4 separate regions of the Mus musculus genome follow, and all the other regions are linked to region 4. The links are chromatin loops, found by intact Hi-C in ENCODE. Cell type or tissue: heart. All regions are shown on one strand.

Region 1 (2,500 bases), 170 kb before region 4:
GCTAGGAGTGAGGCCTGCTCAGCCTACACCTCCCTCCGCCCCCAGATATCAGTCGCCTCCCTTACCTCCAGTCCCATTCTGGTCATTTTATCACCAGCCTCCCCGAGCCACAGCTATACTGAGGACCGCCTCTGAGTCAGCTTTGCAGTTACTACAACACAATGCCAGAGGCAACCAAGCAGACAGAGAGAAAGGTTCCAATGAACTCATAGCTCTGGAGGTTGAGGGTGGGCAAGCACCTGCATCTACCCACTTCTGGAGGGTAGTGGGTGAAGGAGCTAGCATCCATGGTCAGAGATCATAGGAAAAGCAAACTTCACATGTTATTAGGAGTGGAGAGAGCCCAGGAGGGTATAGGGACTCCCTGTCCCTTCAATTGCACATCCCAGTGATCGAACAGCATCTACTGGACCATAGCTTGAGAAGGTCTCAGTACCCCTGAACATGTGAGAGAAAAAGCTCTAACATAGGCTTTAAGGGGAGACTCGGTATCCCCCCAGCACCCCATGGCGTTTCCTCCTTCTTGACTTCCCAGGACACCTATCCTTCCTGTGTAGTCTACACCCACCCACTGTGTTTAGCCTTCCAGGGTTCCCACAGAACCAGCGTCTAACCTTCCAGGACTGTCCACAGCCCACTGCCACCTTACAGTCTCATTCTGTCCTCTGCCACCCGCTGCGTCTGACCTTCCCCTGTATCCCAGACACTCATTGTTCCCGTCCACCATCTCCCTCTTTCTCCAGCCTGCACAGCGGTGACGGATGTCTGAGGTTCACCGCCTCATCTCAGTACGCCAACCTGGCCCATCGCCTTTTGTGGGGAGAAGGAAGGGAAGGAGGAACGGAGGCGGGGTAGAAGCCGGGGACCTGTGAGGTGACACAGATGAGGCGTGGTGAATGTGCAGAAGGAAGCAGGTCGTGCCAGTGACATGTTCTCCTGACCTCGAGGTGGTGTCCAAGGGAGGATGTGTTTCTGGCCACACCCTTGCCCGGAGGGCAGATTAAAGTCACATGAGAAGCAACACGAAGGGCGGATCTTGGCTGATGCCCACCGTATCCAAAGTCGGCAGCATCTAGGCATAAGCCTGTGGTGGCTGACTGTCAGGGCACGCTTGCTAGAGACCTTGGCTGTGTACATTGACCCTGGAGGCCAGGTGGAAGGGCTTGTGCAAATGTCCCGAGCCAGCTCTTTCTTCAGATGGTGTTGTCTTCTGACATCTTTGGTGGCTGAGAACAGGGACAAGGACCTGCCTGAGCCCTCTCCCCAGAGCCAGTCAAAGCCAGGAAAAACAGGCCAGAAGCACACACAGCCTAGACAGCCAGCCAGATGGGGGAGCTCTCTATAGACCTGCCTCCTTCAGTGGCCTCCCAGTTCCTAACTTAATTTATTTTGACATCCTGGCTGCCATTTGACCTCCTCGGGGAGTCACATGGTGTTGAAAACTCATTATCCTCTATTGAGACAGGAAGTTAATTAAACCCTTCACAGAGCTGGTGGTGACAAATGTCAGGATGGCCCTTAGCAGGGCTGCCTGGTGTCTTCAGGGCCTGGGATGACTGACAGTAGAGGAAGAAAGAGAGGCCTGACCCAGGCAGGGGGTAGGGAAAGACCTGAGCCTCTTCCCCAAAACAGCATTCAACATCCATTCTAAGACAGGGCATTTTCCAGAGGGAGTCCTGCTCTGCTCTTACCTGCTGTGTGGCTCCAGGCAAGTGACTTCACCTCTCTGAGCCTCCATTTATCCACCTGACAAGACAAACGGTAATTGTATCAGTTCCTCCTTCAGAAACTGTTATGCTAAGGCACGGACAGGCACGGAGGCTGGTGCCATGATGCCACCATGATGCCCCCTCCTTGCCACTGACAGTGAGAGATGATGAAGCCCCTAGTGCTGAGGGCCTGCCTGCAGCTGCCTTACAAGCTGGAGCGGAGAGGAACAGGGATTTCCCTCCTGAAAAGTGAACAGGGAGGGCCAGGCAATGGGAGGGAAGGGTGCCCACAGTACCCGAGCAACTAATACAAAGGCCCAGTGGCCACATGTAGGGCCTTGAGAAGGATCTCACTCACAGCAATCCTCCTGCCTCAGCCTCCATAGCAATGGCATGTACCACATCACCCAGCTAAGACAAGTGTTGGTGTAGCTAGCATCATGACTCTCGGGGAGCTGGGGGCAGCAGTCAGGATGCTAGTGAGGCAGGTCAGGAGGAGATGTGGTGAAAGCCCAGTCGCAGAGTCTGAGCCACCGGGAGTTGAGGCCACTGAGACTAGGTAGCTGCGGGAGCCAGTGAGGTTTGGAAGGGACAGAGGAATCGGGGCGTACAGTCGTCCTGTAGCCCTGATCTCCAGCCACGGCCTCATGCCTCACGTGTATTTTGGCATCAGGTAGCAATAGCTCCATGCACGAGCCTCCCAGCTTCCATATCAGTGCAGCTTCCATATCAGTGCATCTCCAGCCCCGGCATCCTCTTTCTCCTTCAAGATCTAGCATCAGTCTCCCGGT
Region 2 (2,500 bases), 160 kb before region 4:
AGCGTGAGTCAAACTTTGCCCGTGGTGCCCGCCAGACCCCCGCTGGCGCCCCGCCGCCCCGCGCCGCCCCTGCGCGGCCGCCCAACCCCGCTGCGCCCGCGACCTTCACCCCGCGCCGCGCCCCCCGCGCCGAGTGCCAAGCGCGCCGTAATCTAATCTCTGCCGGCGGGCAGGGCCCCCGCGTCTCAGCATGGGCACCCAGGGGGTCCGGGCCCCAGAGAGGGTGGCGGGTCCCGAGAGCCGGAAGGAGAGTGTCTGGGGGCGCGGCTCCAGCAGAGCCGGGCCACCTCGCAGCCTGCACCTCCCCCGCATCCGAGATGGTGCGGCGATAGGGCGGCCCCGATCTGGGCTCAGATAAAGTTTAAAATATTCCATTCTGCAAGTCCCATCCTGATAAGATCGCTCTGTCGGGACGGGCTGAAATTGTGATCTTATCTGGCGTGCTTGACTCTCCCAGGCTTTGTATCTAGAGGCAGAAGGAGAAAGACCTGGGAGTAAGGGGGACTTGGGACTGCGGGGACCGGCCGGCGCCCACCGCAGCGCTTTGGCTGCAGAGCGACAAGGCAGCGGAATAGGTAGTGGAGGCTGCTCCAACCTAGGCATTTGGCACTGGCTGACCAAACCCCCTTTATCCGCTCCGGCTCTGGAGTTTTCGATCCGACCTCTGCCTGCTGGGGGACATGTGGAGATCCGACCCACCAACTGCCCCTAACAACGCTACACGAATGGATGCCCATGGGCACCGCTCTCTCCACCTCCATCCGAGGGGTTATCCTGAACCATCCAGGGACCTCAGGCACTCAAACGTTGTTCCCGAGTGAAGTTTCTCGCAGGTTCTCCCGTGGGCACTTTCCCGAGCAAGGCAGACCCTATAATCCTACATCATCCGTGCCCCCCTACAGTAAGACCCTCCTGGGCTCTTGGGGCTACCAGGTTGCGGGGCCTCTTGGCTGCTCTAGGAGCGAGTAAGCACACAGGAAGAGCTCCTCCCCACGCCACACCAATAATAACTTCGCGCCTCTCCCGGCAGGGCGCGGGGCTTCCTCCCCGGAGCTTCCCTTTGGCGAGAGCGACAGGTCATCTGGGCTGCCCAGGAGGTGACGGGAGGGGGGCTGGGCATCCGGCTTTCCAGCTCCAGACGCCTGAGCTACCTCCTCTGTCCACATCACACTGCCACCAGGACCAAGTGTGCATTTTAGCTTGTGAGAGTACCCCCTACTGAAGTGGGGGGGGACGGGGAGGAATCTGGGTTCTGGTAACCCGACTCCCCAAATGCGTGCTGGACCTGTTTTCCGAAAGTCTCCTTCTATCATGTCAGCTGAAGAATTAAAGCCACCCACAGGTCCCGATCTGTGCTGGTTCTCTGGTTTCTTTTTCCCCTCCTCGCCTGTGCGCCTCTGCTGGGTTCTGTTCTCGCGTGTATGTGTGTGTGCGTGAGCGTGAGCGTGTGCGTGTGTGTGTGTGTGTGTGTGTGTGTGTGTGTGTGTGTGTGTGTGTTTCAGTTTGATGAGAAATGCAGATAGCTAGGGCAGGGAGATCTCAGGTTGGGAACGGATCGCCAGCGCTGATAAGCCCGCAGGAGCCCAGCAGAGCCCAACCCACTTGGGTCAGCGAAACCCCATACTCTGAGATCTAGGACCGAGACTGTGCAGGAGAGCCCCTCCGATCCCCTCACAGTGCCCCACGACTCGAGCAGAAGAGGAGAGCAGGCCTGGGGGGGCGAGGGGCGGCTCAGAGCCCTCTGTGCAACTCGTGGCCCGGGCCCCTCCTCCCCTAGCAGATCTAAACGCGTTAAGATGCGAACGTTGATTGTCACCATGCGGAGGCGCCTGCCCGCCTGCTCTCTGCTCAAGGCCATGCGTGAGGCCCTCACAGCTGTTCGCCTGGTGCCTTGGCCTCACCTGTGGCGGGTCTCAGGGTGCGGAGGGGAAGCAGGCTGAGCTCTAGGGGCCGACGCCCTCCACGCCCCCACCAAAGCCGGGTTGCAGCTGCCCGCTTGCCTCTGTGCGCCTTTTGTTCTGCGCAAAGATAGATGTGCCGTGCTGATAAGGCTTGCAACCGATGGCAGCCGCGATAGCGTTTCCATTTATTAACTTCAAACGTGGGAGAGGGGGGAGGGCGAAGCAGGAGCGCGGCCTCAGCCAGCCAGATGGCTGACATGATAGGCCAGGCCCCTGGAGGGGGCTAGGGGCAGGGGACCCTCGGTGCCCCGGCCCACCAGCTTTTCTCCTGCCCAGTCGATGTAAGCTCTGATAAGTAGGGGCCTAAGCGTGGGCCAGTCCGCCCAATAGCGATTGCCAAGAGAGATAAGAGGCCTTATCTACGGCCACCAGGCCCCGCTGGGTTCGGGTTCGAGGCAACAGCAGTGTGGGGGCATCCGGCGGCAGCAGGGGGCCTGGGCAGCAAACGAGGGAACAACGTGGTGGGGTGGGGGGGAACGTCCATCTGGGACACTTTCCCCAAACATACTTAATTGGCAAGAAGTTGATCTTCCCCCTGA
Region 3 (2,500 bases), 68 kb before region 4:
ATCATCATGGAGGGGAGCATGGTAGCATGCAGGTGGACAATGTCTAGTTTTAGACCCCATTATAAGGGACCAAGGTGCATATTTTACATAGCTAAGCAGACCTGGCAACTCCCCTGGCCTCAGTCCTTGGGGTCAGTGAGCTCGCGGGCAAGCAGCTTCCCAGTAAACCTGGCTTGAATAAGATCTAATCTGGCTTGATTCGGCTCATTTCACTGGGTAGCTTGAGCAGTTGGTGTTAATTTTCTTCCAGAGGTGGGAGGCCAGCGTGGCCTAATCCTGGCTTGCAGATGGCTGCTTTCTCACTGTCTCCTCAGATGGTGGTGGTGGTGGTGTATGAAAAGAGATATACATATATACATGCACACATACATAGGAGAGAGGGGGGAGAGAGAGGGAGAACCTTCTGTCTGACCTGATTGGCAGCCACCTTTAATCCCAGCACTAGCATGATCTCTCAAATAGCTCTCCTTGGTATCTATTGAAGGACACCAATCTATGAGATCCAGACCCCACCTTTATACCCTCACGGAGAGGCTCTGCTTTGAAATCCATACCAGCTTGGTGCTAGGACTTCACATGTAAGTAACTTGGAGGGTGGGCGGCATAGTTCAGTCGCATTATGGAGTCAAAAGTATTCGACTTGTCATGACTGGCGCCTTCCTAGGCGTCCTCGGTGTTTGTAGCATGTGTCTGAACTTCATCCCTTTCTGTGGCCCAATTAATGCAGGACTGTAAGACCAGAACTCCCCCCCCCCCTTATATCAGTTTATGGGCATCCGGGTGGTTTCACTTTGAGGAAGACAGGCAGCCCCTAACCAGTAAGACCAAGATCAGATTCAAAATTTGCAAGGGGTCAGTACCTAATGATCTCCGTACCTTTTATCAGGTCATGGGGGGGGGGGGGGGTTGGACTTCGGGCTCCAGCAGCTGAGCCCCATCTGGGTAGTAGGAGGGGACTGAAAAATGACCCAATCAGTTTAAGTCCTCCCCAGGGAGGTTACACTGGGTCACGGTAATTTAACGATGCCAGAGATGTTTAGCGTCACAGAAACAGGTAAGAGGATCTAAATCCTTCAACTCCAAAATCTTTTTTTTTTTTTTGAGGGTACCAGGGCCTCGCACATACTTGGCAGGTGCTGTCTCAACCTCAGAGCTACACTCCAGCCCCCAAAACACTTTTGGTCAAGTATTGATTTTTTTTTTTCCGAGACAGGGTTTCTGTGTAGCCCTGGATGTCCTGGAACTCACTCTGTACACCAAGCTGGCCTCGAATTCTGAAATCCGCCTGCCTCAGCCTCCCAAGTGCTGGGATTAAATACAGCCCGGCAAAATATTGATATTTAATAAGGCAGAAAGTTCGTGCCCTGAAGAAACGAATGCTAAGTTTTCAGACCCTGGAAGTGTCCACTCGCACTCACCAAGAGCCTCAAAGGGCTTTCCCTTTCCGGCACGCATCCCGCCTGCTCCTCATCTGATCTCATCCCAAGCAACTACCACGAAGAGCCACCGACTGCGCACGCGCCGCCAGGAGGCCCGCTAGAGGGCGGGGTCGACCTCGGTGAGCCTGCGCAGTAGCAGAGCCTTGGGAGCGCGCGCCGCGGAGGCGAGGCCGGCGGAGGCCGGAAGGAAGTGCGGAAGAGGGCGGGGCTAGCGAGGGAAGCCCGCCGGTTCGCAAGACGGCCGTCGCGGCCTGATGACGTTGCACAATGGCCGGCCCCCGCGGGTAGTGGAGCCCGTTTGTTCCGCCCGCGTCGTGCCCAAAGCCGGAGCCAGTGAGGAGCGAAAAGGCTGAGGAACGTCTCGTCCACGCTGCCCCCACCACAGCGGAGCCGTGGCCGCCTCCCGTCTTCGCGTTGAGGTAAGCTGGGCCGGCGGGCGGCGGGGAGAAGGCCGCCCCAGCGGCGGCGGGAGCGAGGCCCCGGAGCCCGGCGCCGCCTCCCGAGCTCTCGGGCGCGCCCCCGGCTGTGCGCAGCCGCGGGCCGAAGCGCGGGCCGGGACAGCGGGCAGGCGCGAGCCCGCTGCGGCCTGGGACGTCCGGGCGGGTGCCGTGGCGCGCCGCGGTCTGCCGTGGTGAAGTTGCTTTTCCTGAAGCTGTCATTTTCCCTTCCGGGCCACTCGGCGTGGCACATGTTCGCCGCCCACAAAGGGGAGCGGATCGCGCAGGTTGGCTCGGGAGGAGGCCCGCTTGGACTCTCGACGGGCTCTGCAGGGAACTTTGAACTCTCTGGAGCCTCCTGCAACTTGCTCTCGCAACTTCAAGCGAGCACAGGTTGGACGGACCCACTGTGCTCCAAGAGTCCCGGGTCGCTTAGGAAGTGTGACCTCCTCGCCTCTTGGACTGTGAGCTTAGAGATGCCATTTCTTTAGTGTAAAGTAGCCAGGCGATTGTAGTGCTAGAAGGAAATTAAACTAAGACCTATAGTCTCGCCCCTACTAGATACTTAGTTTCCCGTATACTTTTGACAGCTGAGTTTACCGGGCACAATAGCTGTTTCAAATG
Region 4 (2,500 bases):
CCAGGGAACCCACAGATCATTAACAGAATGAAGAACTGACTCTTGTTCTCCCAGAGCTGCCAGGGCATTCTTCCTAGGAAGGATGAAAGTTCACACCAAAACCTGCCCATAAATGTGGCAGCAGTTTTCCTGGTAACAACAGAGCCCCTGTTCTAGGGCCTAAGCAACAGTGGGCAATGAAATCCTGCTGCGTCCACCTGGATAATCCTCGGGAAGAGCGTGCGTACTGAAACGAGCCAAACTCAAGAATCTACAGGCTGCGTGGATCCACTTCTAAATGACCACGGTGGAAGGAAGAGCAGAGGGAGACTGGGGTGAGAAGCCCTGGTCCCGGCAATACCTCCCCAGTTTACAAGTGTCACCAGGGAGGGAGGAAGATCTGCCCCTCACCAGCGCCCCTCGGATCCCTGCATGGCAACGCCCCCTTCATCCCTGAGCTACCCTCCCAGCCTTCTCCAGCCCAGCTACTCCAGATCCGGGACATTGGTCTTTCCCTCCAGCCCTAGGACCCTGAATCCCGGCAGCAGTGACCCTCATCTCCAGCCCTGTGCACATCGATCCCGGCACCTGTGCCCCGGTCTCCAACTCCCAGGCTCCCCGATCCTGGTTGTAGTAACCCCCATTTCCACCACTGTGCCCATGGATCTGACGGTGGCGAACTTCCCCCTCATTCCAGCCTGGAGGATCCCCTTTCCAGCCCAGCTACTCTGGAACCCGACCCTCGAGCCCAGGGGTCCCAGTGACTACAGCCTCCAGCTCTATGCCCCGATCCCGGCCGAGGTGACTGTTGTCTCCAGCACTCACAGTACTTGATAACTGCGATGTTGACCGGCGCCGTGCAGGTGACCATTAGGTCCTGAGGCTTTTCTGAGGCCATAACTGAGATGCTGGAGTCCCGAGCTAGAGAGCCCAGCACCGATTACCCGGTGTCTACAGACTCACGCGCTGCCATATGATTGGCCCGCTGGCCGGGCTTTTCCCGTGCTGTCCAATAGGCGACAGGCCGAGCCCATGATCCACTTTTTAGCCTATGGACAGGATCGAATGATGTGCGGCTGACACTGAGCCCGCCCCCGGTGCCTGCAAGCTCGTGGCTGCGAGCGAGAGGCGGGGTCCGCTCAGGGAGTGGAATCTACGCATGCGCAGGAGGTGGTATCTGCGCAGGCGTAGGAGGCCTCCTTCTTACAAAGGTTCCTCCTTCTGGCACAAGCACCACTGGATAGCCTGAGTGACCGTCGGGACAGCGGGGCCATCTGCTGCTGAAACAGCGGAGCTGAAAAAGGATACGCATCTAGCCTCTACGCTGCATGAAAAGCTCACTAGACGGTGAATCCGGAGGGATCCGCAGCCCAAGGTCGCGCCCGAGCCCCACATCCTGGAATCTTCTACATTCACAATCTGACTTCTCTTGTCACAACCTCCAGTCTCCTGGTCCCACAGTCTGGGGTCTCACAGCTTGCCTGAGGTGTCCAGCCGCCGCGCCGGCGGATGTACTGCATCCGAGATGGGCATTTTCTCTCCCAAGCTCCACACAAGCAAGAATTTTGTCGTTTTTTTTTTTTTTTTTTCCGTAGCTGAAATGGATCGGCACATTTCTGTGTCATTCTTACGGTACAGTTTAGTGACCTTTAGTATATTTACTTGATACAACCGTCACCTCTGTTTCCAGAACTAACCATCCATTCTCCAACAGAAACAGATACAACTTCCTGGTTCCACCTCCTGTAAAATCGTGGCTGTTGAATGGCTTAGAGTTCCGAAGATGTGCGAGCACACGATACCCACCCAGGCCACCAGTTCTGTTCCTAGGAGTGTGGATGGTACCTAATCCTTTCACAGCCTTCTGGCTGACATTTTCTACACAGTGAATGGGAGTTGCTTTTTTTTTCCATGCTGCTTTTTCTACGTCTGAGTTTCTTGGACACTTTCCAGCTGCACACCAAAACAGCTTCCTTGTTTGTCTAGACCGTCGGTAATTGACTCAAGCCGTCCCCCTTGGAAGCCATGCACCGGACTTTCCTTGCATTGTGTATAAGAGTGCTTGCGTAGATTCCTAGAAGTGGATGAACCAGCCAAGCAGCTATGTGCCTGGGGCGATGTTGATAGCTGTTGGCCGGCTGCCATCTTGGAAGCTGGATCGATTGCTCAGCTCTCTCTGCTAGAGCGAGAGTGTGTGAATAGGCCTTCTGCGCCACAGTAGACAGCCTGTCAGTCAGGCTGACAGCTGACCAATGGGAGTTCACTATTGTTTCCTTGTGGCTTGTGAGATGGCTCGTATTTTCAATTTCTCTTGCAATAACTTTTCTGCTTCATACACACACACACACACACACACACACACACACACACACACACCAGCAGAAAGGTGGTGTGTTTAATCCCAACACTCAGGAGGCAGAGGTCAGGTGGATTTCTGTAAATTCCAGGGCAGCCTGATCTACAGAGTAAGTTCCAGGGCTACACAGAAACCATGTCTTGAAAAAACCTAAATAAATAAACC

The links. A loop is a pair of places that touch in the nucleus more often than their neighbours do. Peaks named below come from ENCODE experiments on the same cell type or tissue, not always from the same donor. Only the 100,000 strongest peaks of a DNase experiment are listed, where the experiment ranks them.
Region 1: it touches region 4 in a loop (3.0-fold over the local background); 15 of 42 quality-filtered maps call a loop at or near these places.
Region 2: a loop joins it to region 4, with 4 times the contacts of the local background. A loop is called at or near these places in 15 of 42 quality-filtered maps.
Region 3: it touches region 4 in a loop (2.3-fold over the local background); 6 of 42 quality-filtered maps call a loop at or near these places.

The regions. Positions count from the first base shown.
Region 1 is chr8:122,276,451-122,278,950 of GRCm38, forward strand. Gm39269 (a long non-coding RNA gene) reads right to left here. Exons shown (of 3, transcript XR_879285.3): 2 at 1,692-1,746; 3 at 1-1,226. Among named protein-coding and RNA genes, the nearest start is that of Zfpm1, 4.4 kb to the right of the region's middle. In heart, a CTCF peak has its summit at 1,329 (motif pointing right); DNase peaks (open chromatin) are centred at 917 and 1,381; H3K27ac peaks cover 1,378 bases.
Region 2 is chr8:122,282,520-122,285,019 of GRCm38, forward strand. Zfpm1 (zinc finger protein, multitype 1) reads left to right here. Exons shown (of 10, transcript NM_009569.4): 1 at 1-3. It overlaps Gm39269 (a long non-coding RNA gene), which reads right to left. Exons shown (of 3, transcript XR_879285.3): 1 at 1,902-2,500. Among named protein-coding and RNA genes, the nearest start is that of Gm39269, 1.4 kb to the right of the region's middle. RefSeq lists enhancers at 236-479, 1,844-2,488. In heart, CTCF peaks have their summits at 1,056 and 1,828; DNase peaks (open chromatin) are centred at 232, 1,052, 1,882 and 2,369; H3K4me3 peaks cover 2,500 bases; H3K27ac peaks cover 2,500 bases.
Region 3 is chr8:122,374,943-122,377,442 of GRCm38, forward strand. It overlaps Gm39270, which reads right to left and starts at 2,142. Exons shown (of 2, transcript XM_030243895.1): 1 at 1,419-2,142. The coding sequence starts at 2,129. The coding sequence ends at 1,491. Zc3h18 (zinc finger CCCH-type containing 18) reads left to right here and starts at 1,674. Exons shown (of 18, transcript NM_001029994.1): 1 at 1,674-1,858. In heart, a CTCF peak has its summit at 1,535 (motif pointing right); DNase peaks (open chromatin) are centred at 616 and 1,649; H3K4me3 peaks cover 1,589 bases; H3K27ac peaks cover 1,866 bases.
Region 4 is chr8:122,442,490-122,444,989 of GRCm38, forward strand. It overlaps Mvd (mevalonate (diphospho) decarboxylase), which reads right to left and starts at 933. Exons shown (of 10, transcript NM_138656.2): 1 at 805-933. The coding sequence starts at 877. It overlaps 9330133O14Rik (RIKEN cDNA 9330133O14 gene), which reads left to right and starts at 1,167. Exons shown (of 1, transcript NR_045696.1): 1 at 1,167-2,500. In heart, a CTCF peak has its summit at 1,250; DNase peaks (open chromatin) are centred at 1,082 and 2,112; H3K4me3 peaks cover 2,500 bases; H3K27ac peaks cover 2,500 bases.